2 separate regions of the Homo sapiens genome follow, and region 2 is linked to region 1. The links are chromatin contacts, found by Hi-C or POLR2A ChIA-PET in ENCODE. All regions are on one chromosome and are shown on one strand. The core of a region is the stretch at or near the end of the contact, and the rest is flanking DNA. Distances in the headings are between cores, read along the strand shown. Region 1 overlaps LOC105370777 (a long non-coding RNA gene). Region 2 has its middle 120 kb from the start of THBS1.

The links. Hi-C counts contacts between places; a loop is a spot of excess contacts on that map. ChIA-PET counts read pairs that join two places held with the same protein, here RNA polymerase II (POLR2A). Pooled maps may share reads with other maps.
Region 2: a loop to region 1 is called in a map of posterior vena cava, with 2.0 times the contacts of the local background. The contact joins two enhancer-like sites. A Hi-C loop is called at or near these places in 2 of 168 maps with a recorded cell type or tissue (IMR-90 and posterior vena cava) and 6 of 50 pooled maps. POLR2A ChIA-PET finds 5 or more read pairs at or near these places in 1 of 52 experiments (BJ).

The regions. Positions count from the first base shown.
Region 1 is chr15:39,357,187-39,363,138 of GRCh38, forward strand. All of the region lies in intron 1 of LOC105370777 (a long non-coding RNA gene), which reads right to left. Among named protein-coding and RNA genes, the nearest start is that of LINC02915, 110 kb to the left of the region's middle. Within about 2 kb of position 3,490, at least 2 of the 41 ENCODE cell types and tissues checked have a DNase peak (open chromatin) inside an H3K27ac peak, as active enhancers do.
Region 2 is chr15:39,462,919-39,468,870 of GRCh38, forward strand. No RefSeq gene overlaps it. Among named protein-coding and RNA genes, the nearest start is that of THBS1, 120 kb to the right of the region's middle. RefSeq lists an enhancer at 5,402-5,952. Within about 2 kb of position 3,702, at least 12 of the 41 ENCODE cell types and tissues checked have a DNase peak (open chromatin) inside an H3K27ac peak, as active enhancers do.

The sequences.
Region 1 (5,952 bases), core at 2,240-4,739:
CACATGGCAGGCAATCAGAGGCATGGCACAGCAGAATAGTGAACTTAGATTCAAGTCCTGCTTGGCCATTTTCTAGCTCTGTGGCTTTAGAAAAGTAACTTTACATCTCTGTGCTTCAGTTTCTTTGTCTGAGAAAGGTTAATACCTCCCCAGCACAGACTTGTTTTAAAAATGTAACAGGATACCATAAGTGAAAGCAACTTTTGAAATGTAAAAGCTTTATCCTAATATCCTGATTATTGTATTGAGTCCAAATGAATATATTGTGTAGTTGGCATATATCCATTTTCTATTTGAGATGGGATAAGTTAGGAAGGCCAACATTTAAATAATTTTGAGGCTCTCCAGACCACACCATTCCATCAAGATGATACTCAGTGAAGCCGCACAAAATGGGTACCTGAGACTTCATAAGTAAGGTCTCAGGATCTCACTAGAAAAAGTCATTTCCCTGTAATCCTGTGCTACTGTATTACACAACCACAACAAACCTTACTTCTCTCCACGCCCCATTCCACTTGCTTAGAACAGGGGACAGCCCTTTGTATAATTTCTACATTTGTAGTACAGCTGACACATGGATGATCTTTATTTTAGGTTTATATTCGTACTTTGATGATGACCAGGCAATTTTTCTCTCACCTAGTCCAGTCTTCTAATTTTTAACTGAACTCTCAAGGGTAATCTGTTTTTATTCCTGTCTCTTGTTTTTTTGGCCTCCCTATCTCTCGGTTTCTCAGTCTCTGTTCCTTTTACTGTTTCTCTTTCTCTTATGCAAACACACACACACACCCTGATCCAATCCTTCAGTGTCTTAATTCAGGTCCTAAACCTTCCAGTGAGATTTCTGACTTAGCATCTGCTGAGCCACAATTCACATGTGACGCTCTGCACTTCTTCCCAGGTACGTTTCAGCTGCAGGCTCTGTATTATTTTGGTGTGTTATCTGTACACAGACACTCACGGCAAAAGAAATTACTCACTCGTGGAAAGAGATGCCAAACCCTTAATTCAAAAACACCAAATGAGTAATTCTCAAAGCATATTTTTCTCCTTCAACCAGGACATTTTAATTATCTTGAAGTAAACAAGAAGCCTCACAAGGGTTACTCAAATTGTTCTTTCAAAATTTTCCCTCCCCTATACCTAAGGATTTCCACCTGCCCTAAAGTTCTTCATGAAGCGAGCCTTTGTTTACCACCCATGTGATAAAAAGCCCATAAAAATGGGGAGGTAAACTTTGCATCCATTTCTAGTCCCAAATTGGCCTGAGGACTAAAGAGAGCCCAGAAATAAGCAATGACCCATCTCTTTGGCTAAGTGTGCACTGACTTGGCCCAAATGGTCAGGCTTCCTGCCTGTAGCTACATAGTTAGTTGTGATAAGGAGCAAAGAAAACCAAACAGCTTCAAGGACTAAAGCATACTTTCTACTGAATGATTTGTGCTGTTAGTGTTGCAGTCTGATAAGCAAAACACATTTCCCTTGCCAGTGGAGGCCTATTACCAGAGCAGAGGCACAGGGAGCTGAAAACATTTCACACACAGTAGCAAGGAGGAAAGACCTGTAGGTGGGTGGTTTCAAACACGCATCTAGCCTAACTCCGAACTACAGCTGCCAACAAAAGGCTTTTACCTCCCCTCAGTGAGTGATGATACAGTCGAGTCACCATAGAGCCACTGCTGCTAGGAAGTGGCTGAGTACTAGAAACCAGTCACAGACTGTTTACCAACCAGACAAGTAGAACTGAGAATATAATCTTTGTACCATACATAATTCTCTCTAATGAGCCAATGCCCTGAGGTTAAATAGAATTTACTCAACCCAATTAAACTGGCCAGGGTCAGGGGATCATTAGGAATTTGGGCCCTTCATATTTCAGCAATGAATCATAAATCATTTAAAGTTTCATTTATAAGGATGAAATTCTTCAATCAAAGGGTTAACATTTTTACTTGTAGAAACTTTCAGGTTACCTCTCAATATTTTTTTTACTCTTTATTTTTCTCTTCTCTGGGATTTAAAAAATATAATTTGGAGCTTTCTTCCAGATCTCTCAGCTGCTCTTTTCATTTTTAAACCTCTTTATCTGCTATCCCAGTCATTCCTTTAGTTTTATCTTCAGTTCATAATTTTCCCTTCCACTGTGTCAACCAGCGATGGGACAAGGGTAAGACAAGCAAGGTACTCAGAGTGTACAATGTAAGAAGTCACTCACTCTTGGGCATGCGCTAGTTCAGGGTTGGCAGCGACAGTGAGTGCCTTCTTACATTTTGCACCCTGGATACCTTCCTTGCCTCACCCTAGACTGGCCCAGATGTCTAGTCTACAGTTCACCTTATCACTTGCAATTTCTATTTCAATGACTACACTTTTCACTTCCAAGGTTTCTATATTTTAATCCCTATCTATTCTTAAGAATTCTTTGTTCCCCTTCCCTCTTTTACTTATTTGATGATTCAAGAATCCTTATTTTAACATTTAATATTGCACCATTATGTCTGGTTCTTCATGCATGGACTCCACAGATTCTTGGGTCTGTTGACTATCCTCATGCCAGAAAATATTCTTGTGTGCTTTGTAATTTTTCTTGAAAGCTTACCTTGTTTGGGAGGGAATTTGTTTGTTTTGTTTCTTTTTGGTAGACTCCTCTCCCTGTCAAGTAGCTTTTGGGTTGGTTGCCTTACTCTGGTAGTACTCCAGGTTTGTGTCCCCAAGCCAAGATGTAGTGTCTTATTCCCAGCCAAAGCTCATAGTGTCACATTGAGGCTGATGGCTGCATGCGGCAGGGCCTGGCTCCAATTCCTGTGCAGATGTCTCTTCTCTCTCCCAGAACCACAAGCAATCAGGTCCAATGATCAGTAGTTAGTGGAGTTTTTTCATGTTCAATTTACTGTTAGAAGCTGTGAATACTGATTTCGGCTTTCTCTGAGAAGTCCATCACACGTGTTCTGCCTTTTGTGGAATAAGCAATGCCTTCATCAGCAAATGGTCTTAGAAGCTGTCTCCAATATTTTTGTGTCTCTGTGTGTGTGTGTGTGTGTGTGTGTGTGTGTGTGTGTGTATACGCTTAGTATATGTGTATATATATGTCCTGTGTGTGTATACACATTTAGTATGTGTGTGTGGATATGTTCTGTGTGTTTCTTATGAGCTAATTGCCTTTAGCCTCTGTTCACTACTATAGGTTTCTGTTCCAGATCATGAATTAATGAATAAAATTAGAATTCAGGAGTCCAGTAGATAAGCAGGGCAAAGAGAAAGTTCTTTCCTACAGCAGAATTCCACCTAAAAACTATAGAAGGATGGCAGGGTTGAAAGATCATTCATAGATGCTAAACCCAGCAGATAACGTTTTATGAGAAACAGGATATTTACACAGCATCCAAGTATTTCCCCCACAAATTACTTATTAATTACCAGGGGAAGATAGTAACTTTGCAGTGGAGAAAACTGGCAGACACCACCTAAAGCACATGATCAAAGTCAACATCACCAGTAATGGGACACACTGACATCATGTGTGTCCCGATGTGCCAAGAAAGACATAACATCATTTTAATGGCATTTTCACCAAAAATGTATAACCTGAATCTAATCCAGACAAAATGCTAGACAAAACCAAATTGAGAAGCATTCTACAGAATACTCTGTACTCTTTTAAAATGTCAAGATCAAGAAAGACTGAGGAAATATTCTACAATAAAAGAGACTAAAGAGACACAACAACTAACTGCCCTATGTATCCTGGATTGAAACCTGGCTGAGAAAAAGTAGCTATAAAGAGCATTATTGGGACAATTGACAGAATTTGAATATGGACTGTGGGTTAAATAATAATACTATGTCAATACTATGCCCATGTTCAATTTCTTGATTCTGATATTTGTATTTTGGTTATGTAAGAAGCAGCCCTTGTTCTTAGAAAATAAATACTGAAATATTTAGGGGAAAGTACACTATGTCTCCAACTTACTCTCAAGTGATACAGACAAATTAGAGGGTAAACATCGGCTCTTAGGGGATAGAAATTTCTTAGATACAATGGTTTGTGGCTCCCCAAAAGGCCACACTACACAAACAGATACACGATATGTCTGTGGTCTTAAACTTCCATGGGGTAATTAGGGAAAAAAAGGTCTAAAATGCCTCCTTGAGGGAACAATAATGAAAAAAAAAGATTGAAAAACACATGCAGAGAAAGAGAACAAAATCAAATGAAATGGTGATAACCTGGGGGGAGGAAGAGTATATAGGAATTTCCTCTTTTAAGTTTGACATTTTTCAAATTAAAAAGGTACAAGAAAATTAAAAACTAACCCCTAAAAGTTAAAAAGTTGCTACACTATTATGCAAGATTAGGAGCTCAATATTATTTAGAAGCAAAGCATCAACAGAAAAACATACTAGCCAAGGAAACATCCACATAGTCATGTACATGTTTTTCATTGTTGCTTCTCTAGAACACATTATGCGTGTGTGTGTGTATGTGTGTGTCTGTCATTCATGTGGCTTTGTGACTCATGTATGCTGGGTCCTCTCACTGTTTGAGGACAGCAGTGGCTCACTTGGACCATTTACTTAACTTAGGAGACCACTTTATATGGAAGATGGAGACATTTAGTTTCATGAAGGACGGAACAAAACAAAAGTTTTGAATAACGGCAGGTAGGATGTAGGTTAAAATGCAAAATGAATGCTTTAAGAATATAAGCATCGGGAGTAGAAGTTACTGAGTTGGCTATAAAATATTCTCTCAAAGACATTTTAAAGATATTTTAACCAGGCCGGGCATGATGGCTCATGCCTGTAATCCCAGCACTTTGGAGGATGAGGCGGGCAGATCACGAGGTCAGGGGTTTGAGACCAGCCTGGCCAACATAGTAAAACTCCGTCTCCACTAAATAAAAAAAAAAAAATTAGCCAGTTGTGGTGGCAGACACCTGGAATCCCAGCTATTAGGGAGGCTGAGGCAGGAGAATCACTTGAATCCGGGAGGCAGAGGTTGCAGTGAGCCAAGATAGCACCACTACACTCCAGCCTGGATGACAGAGTGAGACTCCGTCTCAAAAAAAAAAAGATAGTTTAACCACTAGATTCACATCTGTAAGAGGACAATTCAAGGGCCAGGAGACAAATGAGAAGAGTTTCATTCATTTATTGACGCTTTCAGTGTGCTAGGCACTGTTGGCTCAAAGCTGGGCAAGACACGACCTCTATCTATAGTGAACTTGCCAACTAGCAGAAAGATTATTTTAAGATTTATCTGTCAGTATCAATATTGTCATCTTATTTCACAGTCTTGGTCTTTATGACTTTTCTCTAACATTTAACCATTACCCTAACTGCTGTCATCATAATTAACATGTAAATATTTCTCAGTGCCATTGTCACTGTACAGCTACCTTCGCAAAATATTTTCTAACCACTAGTGACAGCACAATACAAAAACAGGTAAGGAGGTCTGCATTCTACAATGTTGCAGCCAGGTGTGTTGAAATGGCAGACAGCTCCCTGGGCAGCCACACAAGATTCAGATTACTAGAATCACTTGAGGTCCTGCTTCCAGGCCCAAAGTGGAAAACTGACTCTGTTACTGCCATTGGATTCCCTCGCTTCATTAATTAACTCAAAATTGCCTCTCAGTGGCAATCCAGACCTCTGTTTCTAATTTCCTTCTGTGCTGAAAAGTAAATAGGCCTAACCACATTTTCAAGCCCCTGTGCGTGGGTCTTTTGTGCTTATAGCAGACCACTATCCACTGGAAGACGTCTGGGCCACTGCCAAGTTGAGTATTCAATTTCTTTGTTGTTTTTCAGGATAACCTAGCTAACCGCAATCCCTTTCCACCATTCCTCTGCAATGTGCTTGAAATAGAGCCAAGACTCTATCCTACAAAATGCACAAGAAAAACAAAAAAGGAGGAAATAAATAAAGAAGGGGTCATGGAAA
Region 2 (5,952 bases), core at 2,452-4,951, 110 kb after region 1:
CCAAAAAGAGCCATGACCCACCATGAGTCATGAAAGAAAATGTCTAGGTTTGAAACTTTCTAAAAATATGAAGTTAGGAATATTACCTTATATATCCTTATATTTCCCTATACCTAATGCCATGTCTAAACTTACAGCTGAGTGAATGCCTTCACTTGGTTCTCCTGGATTTCATATATTTTCCAGATCATGAGGAAAGCCCCACATACAGGAAATGCACAAACTGACTATTTCAGCTGCAGGGATGGTCCCTAGTGCCAAGGTATATTCTATGTGCAGCTGGAGCCAAGGTTGAAAGGCCTAGAATGATAAGACACAGTCTAAAACAGCAGCTCCAAACTTTTGGAAAAGTCATTAACCCCTCTGAGAATCCTGAAGAAACTCTGGACTCTCTCATCAGAAAAAAAATGAAGAAATAATATACCAAAGAAAAAGTTACATTCATCCACAGACCACTACTACTACCCAGAAGGAGCCCTGGCTCTAATAAGCAGGCAGTCATTTCTGTGAATATTTTGCTCTTTCATGGGGAGGAAAGGGACCTGAGGACTGCTTACTAGTGAGGCCAGGGAGATACTTGTACCAGTATGCTAAGACTGTCCTAACAAATTACCACAGCCTAGGTGGCTTAAACAATAGAAATTCATTTTCTCACAATTCCGGAGGCTAGAAGTCCGAGAGGAAGGTATTATAGTTTGTTTTGTCTGAGGCCTCTCTCCTTGGCTTGTAGATGCCATCTTCCTCCAGTATCTACACACTGTCTCCCTTCTGTGTGTCTCTGTGTCCTAATTTCCTCTTCCTACAAGAACATCAGTCATGTTGAATAAGGGCCTACTCATATGACCCCATTTTACTCCAATTACCTCTCCCAGCCCTCATCTCCAAATAGAGTGACATTCTGAGGTACTGGAGATTAAGACTTTTTGGACTTCAACAAGTGAATGTGATGCAGGCACAAGTCAGCACATAATATCGATTCTTGCAGTTTCTTAGAAGACTAAAGCTGTAGAACTTAAGACTTCAGAAATTCTAACAGTCCCACCACTGAATGTATTTCTAAAGGAAATGAAATTAGTATGTCAGAGGTATCTATACTTCCATGTTCACTGCAGCACTATTCACAATAGCCAAGACATGGAATCAACCCAAGTGCCCATCAGCAGATGAACGGATAAAGAAAATGTGCAATAGATACACACTGGAATACTATTCAGCCTTAAAAAGGAAGGAAATCCTGTCGTATCATAGATTCACCTGCAGAACATTAAGTGAAATAAGTCAAGCACAGAAAGACAAATATCACATGATCTCACCTAAATGCGGAATCTTAAAAAAAAAAAAAAAAGAAAAGTCAAACTCACAGAAAAGGAGAGAAAAGTTGTGGTTACCACAGGCTGGGTTTTGAGGAATTAAGAAGATGCTGGCCAACAGATACCAAATTTTTGTTAGACAGTAGAAAGTTCAAGAGATCTGTTGTACATCAACGTTGACAACAGTAAACAACTTCATGTATACTTGAAAATTGCTTAGATTTTCAGTACTCTCACCACGAAAAAGGGTAAGTATGTAAGGTGAGGCATATGTAAAATAGCTTGATTTAGCCATTCTACCATGTGTACATAGATCAAAACATGTTGTACACCATAAACACACAACTTTTACTTGTCAATTTGAAAAGTTAAACTAGAAGTTGTGTAAAGTCTGTCTAATAAACACAGACAGTGCTTATAATGTATAGGCACTCTGCTTAGGTGCTTTATAATAATCAAACCTTTAATTTTCATTTTTTAAAAACTATGAATTAGGCACTATTTCTTATTTTCCCCCTTTTAAAGATGACAAAACAGAGTAAGGGGGCCAGGATTAGGACCCAAGCTCCCTGCCCGCAAGAGCTCATCTTCATATCCAGTACTCTAAACTGCCTCTCCCTAAGCAATAGGCTCTTCTTTGCTGCCTTTCTTGACAAGGAAAAGTGAAGAACTAAACAACCATCCAAGCTATCTATTCAATGCAGATTCAAAAAACATCGCTAGGAGATTCAAACACAGTTCTTCAGTGCAATTTTTTTCCTTTCCAACTACTTGTAACCTTGCTAATTGCTTAACCTTCCTCAAATGTCTTACTCAAAACCAGTGTCTCCCTATAGATCAAATCTAAACCGGGCAGGCTGGCTTTTAGGCTTCTACCTTACCTTCCTTCCCTTTCACCATCTGTACCAGACATCTATTGCTGTATAACAAATTATCCCCAAAACCTGGCAGCATAAAAAATAAACGTTTATTTTCTCCCACAGTTTTTCTGAGATTCAGGAATCTGGGAGCAGCTTAGCTGGATGGTTCTGGTTCTCTGTCAAGAGGTTGCAATCAAGAGGTCAGCCAGGGCTGCAGTCATCTGAAAGCTTGACTGAGGCTGGAGGATCTGCTTCCAAAATGACTCATTCAAACAGCTATTGGCAAGGGGTCTCTATCCCTTCCCTCATGGCCCCCTTTATATGCTGTTTGAGTATCCTCACAACATGATAGCTGGAGCTCACCTCTCTAGAGCAAGTGATGAGACAGAGAGAGAGACAGGCGGAGACAGACAGGCAGAGAGAGACAGGCGGAGAGAGAACAAGAGAGAGACAGAAAGCAAATGGGACCAAAGACACAATGCCTTTTTACGACCTAGTGTCTGAATCATATCTTCACTTCCATCTTATTCACTGGAAGCAAGTCATTATGTCAGCCCTGATTTAAAGGGAGAGGAACTAAGCTCCACCTGTTGAAAGGAGCAGTATTGAAGAATTTGTGGACATGATTTTTTAAAAAATCACCACACCATCTAACCTTATTTCCCACAATTACCCCAATATACACAGCAGCAAAACCATGTTGCCATAGAAATTAGCACTGGTTCAGGAGACCCAATTCTATGCCTGTGACCTTGGGGACTGCACTGCACCTATCTGATCTTCGGTTTTCTCCTGGAGGGTGAAGGGTTGGATTTGGAGGGTCTAGAAGCTTTTCCCTCTGACTCCTGTGGTCTGTAGCTCTAAGAGGGCAGTGAACTAGTTTGTTTGGGCCTCCTCTCATTGGCTACACCCACGCTTCCTTTCTAGCTGTGGCTTGGAGGGCCTACTCCAACTCTTTCTCCTCCCACTCATCTCTTTCTCTTCAAAATCCCAATCAACTCAGGTCATGTGAGCCTCAAGTAAAAACAAAAAAAAAAATCCTTGTTTGTAAATGTTAAACAGCCTCGCCTTGCTCTTTCCTGTGGCTGACATGTGCAAATTTTGTCTCCCCATGGGCCAAAGATGCTGCAGGCTGGAGCTATTTTTCCCACCTCTTTGATGCCTGCCCGTGTTTTCAGTGAACAGAGTTTAGAGAAATTATTTGCCAAATAATATCAGGCTCAACTACTCTGTCCCTCAGGGTTCCTTCAAACAGAGGAGCTCAAACCCTCAGCATTGTGTCCCTGCAGCCAGCATTCTCAAGGGAAGAGATCATCTTCACTTAACTGCCAATGACAAGGGGCTTAGTTTCTAATTTTTAATCTTTTCCAAATGTCTTGTTAAAATTAAACCATAAACTAAAGAAATCCCTCCCCAGATTAGGAAACCAAATGGGAAATGTGGCCATTTGGCATGAAACTGTCAAACATTTTCAGCACACATACATCCCAACCCATTGGATGAGACAGCCTGCGTCACAGGCCAAGAGGCCGTGGCCCCACACATATCTCTGCAACTGCATTCAGAAGCCCTGACCTTGGGCCACTGCTCAGGCCTCCATCCTCACAGACGCTCTGAGGCGGCAGCTGGAAGGGTCAGGCCCAGTCATGCTCTGGATGGGCCATGTCTCTGCGACTGCAGCTTTCAGAGCCACCTCTAGGCCTGGCTCAATTTTAGGGCCACAGGAGACTCGCTCTCTCTGCTCCAGAATCTGTCTTCAGAGTAAAGCCCGAATTTTAAATTGGGCTTTGTTAGGGAAGCAGCAGAAATAAGTCTCGAATGAAAGAAGAAACAGGTCCTCTGAGGAGAATCTCAAATCATTAATCCTGGGGAAATGAAGCTAGAAAATGATTCCAGAAATATTACGAATCCTAGGCTTATTCAAGTTGTTTATTTCATAGCAGAAAAAGATGCTGCTCAGGCAAAATTCTAAATTCAGCTGCTTTTCCTCCCTCATCTGATTCTCTTGCCTCCTTCCCTGGGCCTGGGCCTGGGCCTCTGTGTGTCCTGGTCCCAGGTCCTCGCTTCCCATCTGCTCTTTCCTACCTTCTTTGGAAAGACTAAAGTGCCTGGCCTACACAGAAGCGCTGAGTTCAAATGGTGACTCTAAAGCTAAGATCCTCATAACCCGAAGGATTGAATGACAAACAATGGCATTTCCAGCACCAAAACAGGGGTCAGGACAGACATTTGGTTTAGAAAGCCACCTTTACTCCTAACTCTACCCTCCTGTTCCTGCTCCCAGAGCCCCCCTGCTGGGGGATGTGACCCACAACAGCCCCCTCCCCAGCCTGGTCCCTAAGAAATGCACATGGCACAAGTCAGCAGGCCAGCTGGCCATCCCAATCAGGGAGCAAACCAGAGGCCTAAACTAGAGCAGGGATTTCTAACATAGAGTGCCAGACCTCATGGGATCCATGGATGGAACTGAGGAGGGCTACAAACCCGGATGAAAAAAAATATCTAGGCCAGGTGCGATGGCTCACGCCTGTAATCCCAGCACTTTGGGAGGCCGAGGTGCGCAGATCACCTGAGGTCAGGAATTTGACACCAGCTTGGCCTACATGGTGAAACCCCATCTCTACTAAAAATACAAAAATTAGCCAGGGGTGGTGGTGTGTACCTGTAGTCCCAGCTACTTGGGAGACAGAGGCAGGAAAATCACTTGAACCTAGGAGGCTGAGGCAGGAGAATCGCTTGAAGCTAGAAGGCGGAGGTTGCAGTTAGCCAAGATCACACCACTGCACTCCAGCCTAGGCAACAAAGTGAGACTCTGTCTCAAAATAATAATATCTATTACACTTTTTTCCCCACTAATGTCTACCTGAAATTTAGCATTTCTCTTTCCATGATGAGCGTAGGCGTGCACCTTAGTAGTATTAGTAGTCCTTGTGACTTTATCACCAATAAAAATTATAGGTATTTTCACATTACATTACAGTTGCCACAGAAATTTCCAGATATCATGTTTCTGTATCATTATTTTGAAATTAGAATAGTTACAAGATCCACTGAAAGATCTTGCTATTTCATGCATTAATGAAGAGGTACTTATATTACATATTACATTTTTTAATTTCAACAACTATATTTCAATAAAATTATTATTTGTAATGCTATGTACATTATTTTAATGTTTTTAAAAATCTTTCTAAGTAGGCCACTATAGACCTCTCCAACATCAGAGAGTCCACAGCACAAAGAAGATTAAGAACCTTTCAATTACAGGTATATATGGATTTACTTATCTCCCGACCTTCACCATTGGGCCGCATAATCCCCACTGGTAGAGTCAAACCTGCCTTAAACATGTTCCAAAGGAAAGAAGAGAAGTTCAAGAGTTCATCAGTGCAGCACAAGTTGATCTTGTTGCAAGTTCCGTTTTTGCCTTGAATTATGGATTTCCTGTAACTGGATTGCTGCCTGGTCCCACAGTTCCTCTGTGACTCAGACCTTGCCTTGTACCCCAGCCTCTGGGCCCCTTCTCTGAGAAACCTAAAAGACGTCCCATAAGTTCATATTTCCAAGGTTTCTAGCTCAATGAATTGGGAGATGTTTGTGCTGACCCTGTTTTCTTCTACAGAAAGCCCTAATGCTGAATGGCCGCCAGGAGACAGTTCATGAGATATTGCAGGTTGAATTATACATAAAATGAGAGCAGTCCCTTCCTGTGCAAAACCCCAATCTCCATTCCATCAGGAAGAATTTTTTAGTTGATCACGTTCACAGGAGCACTGGTCTTC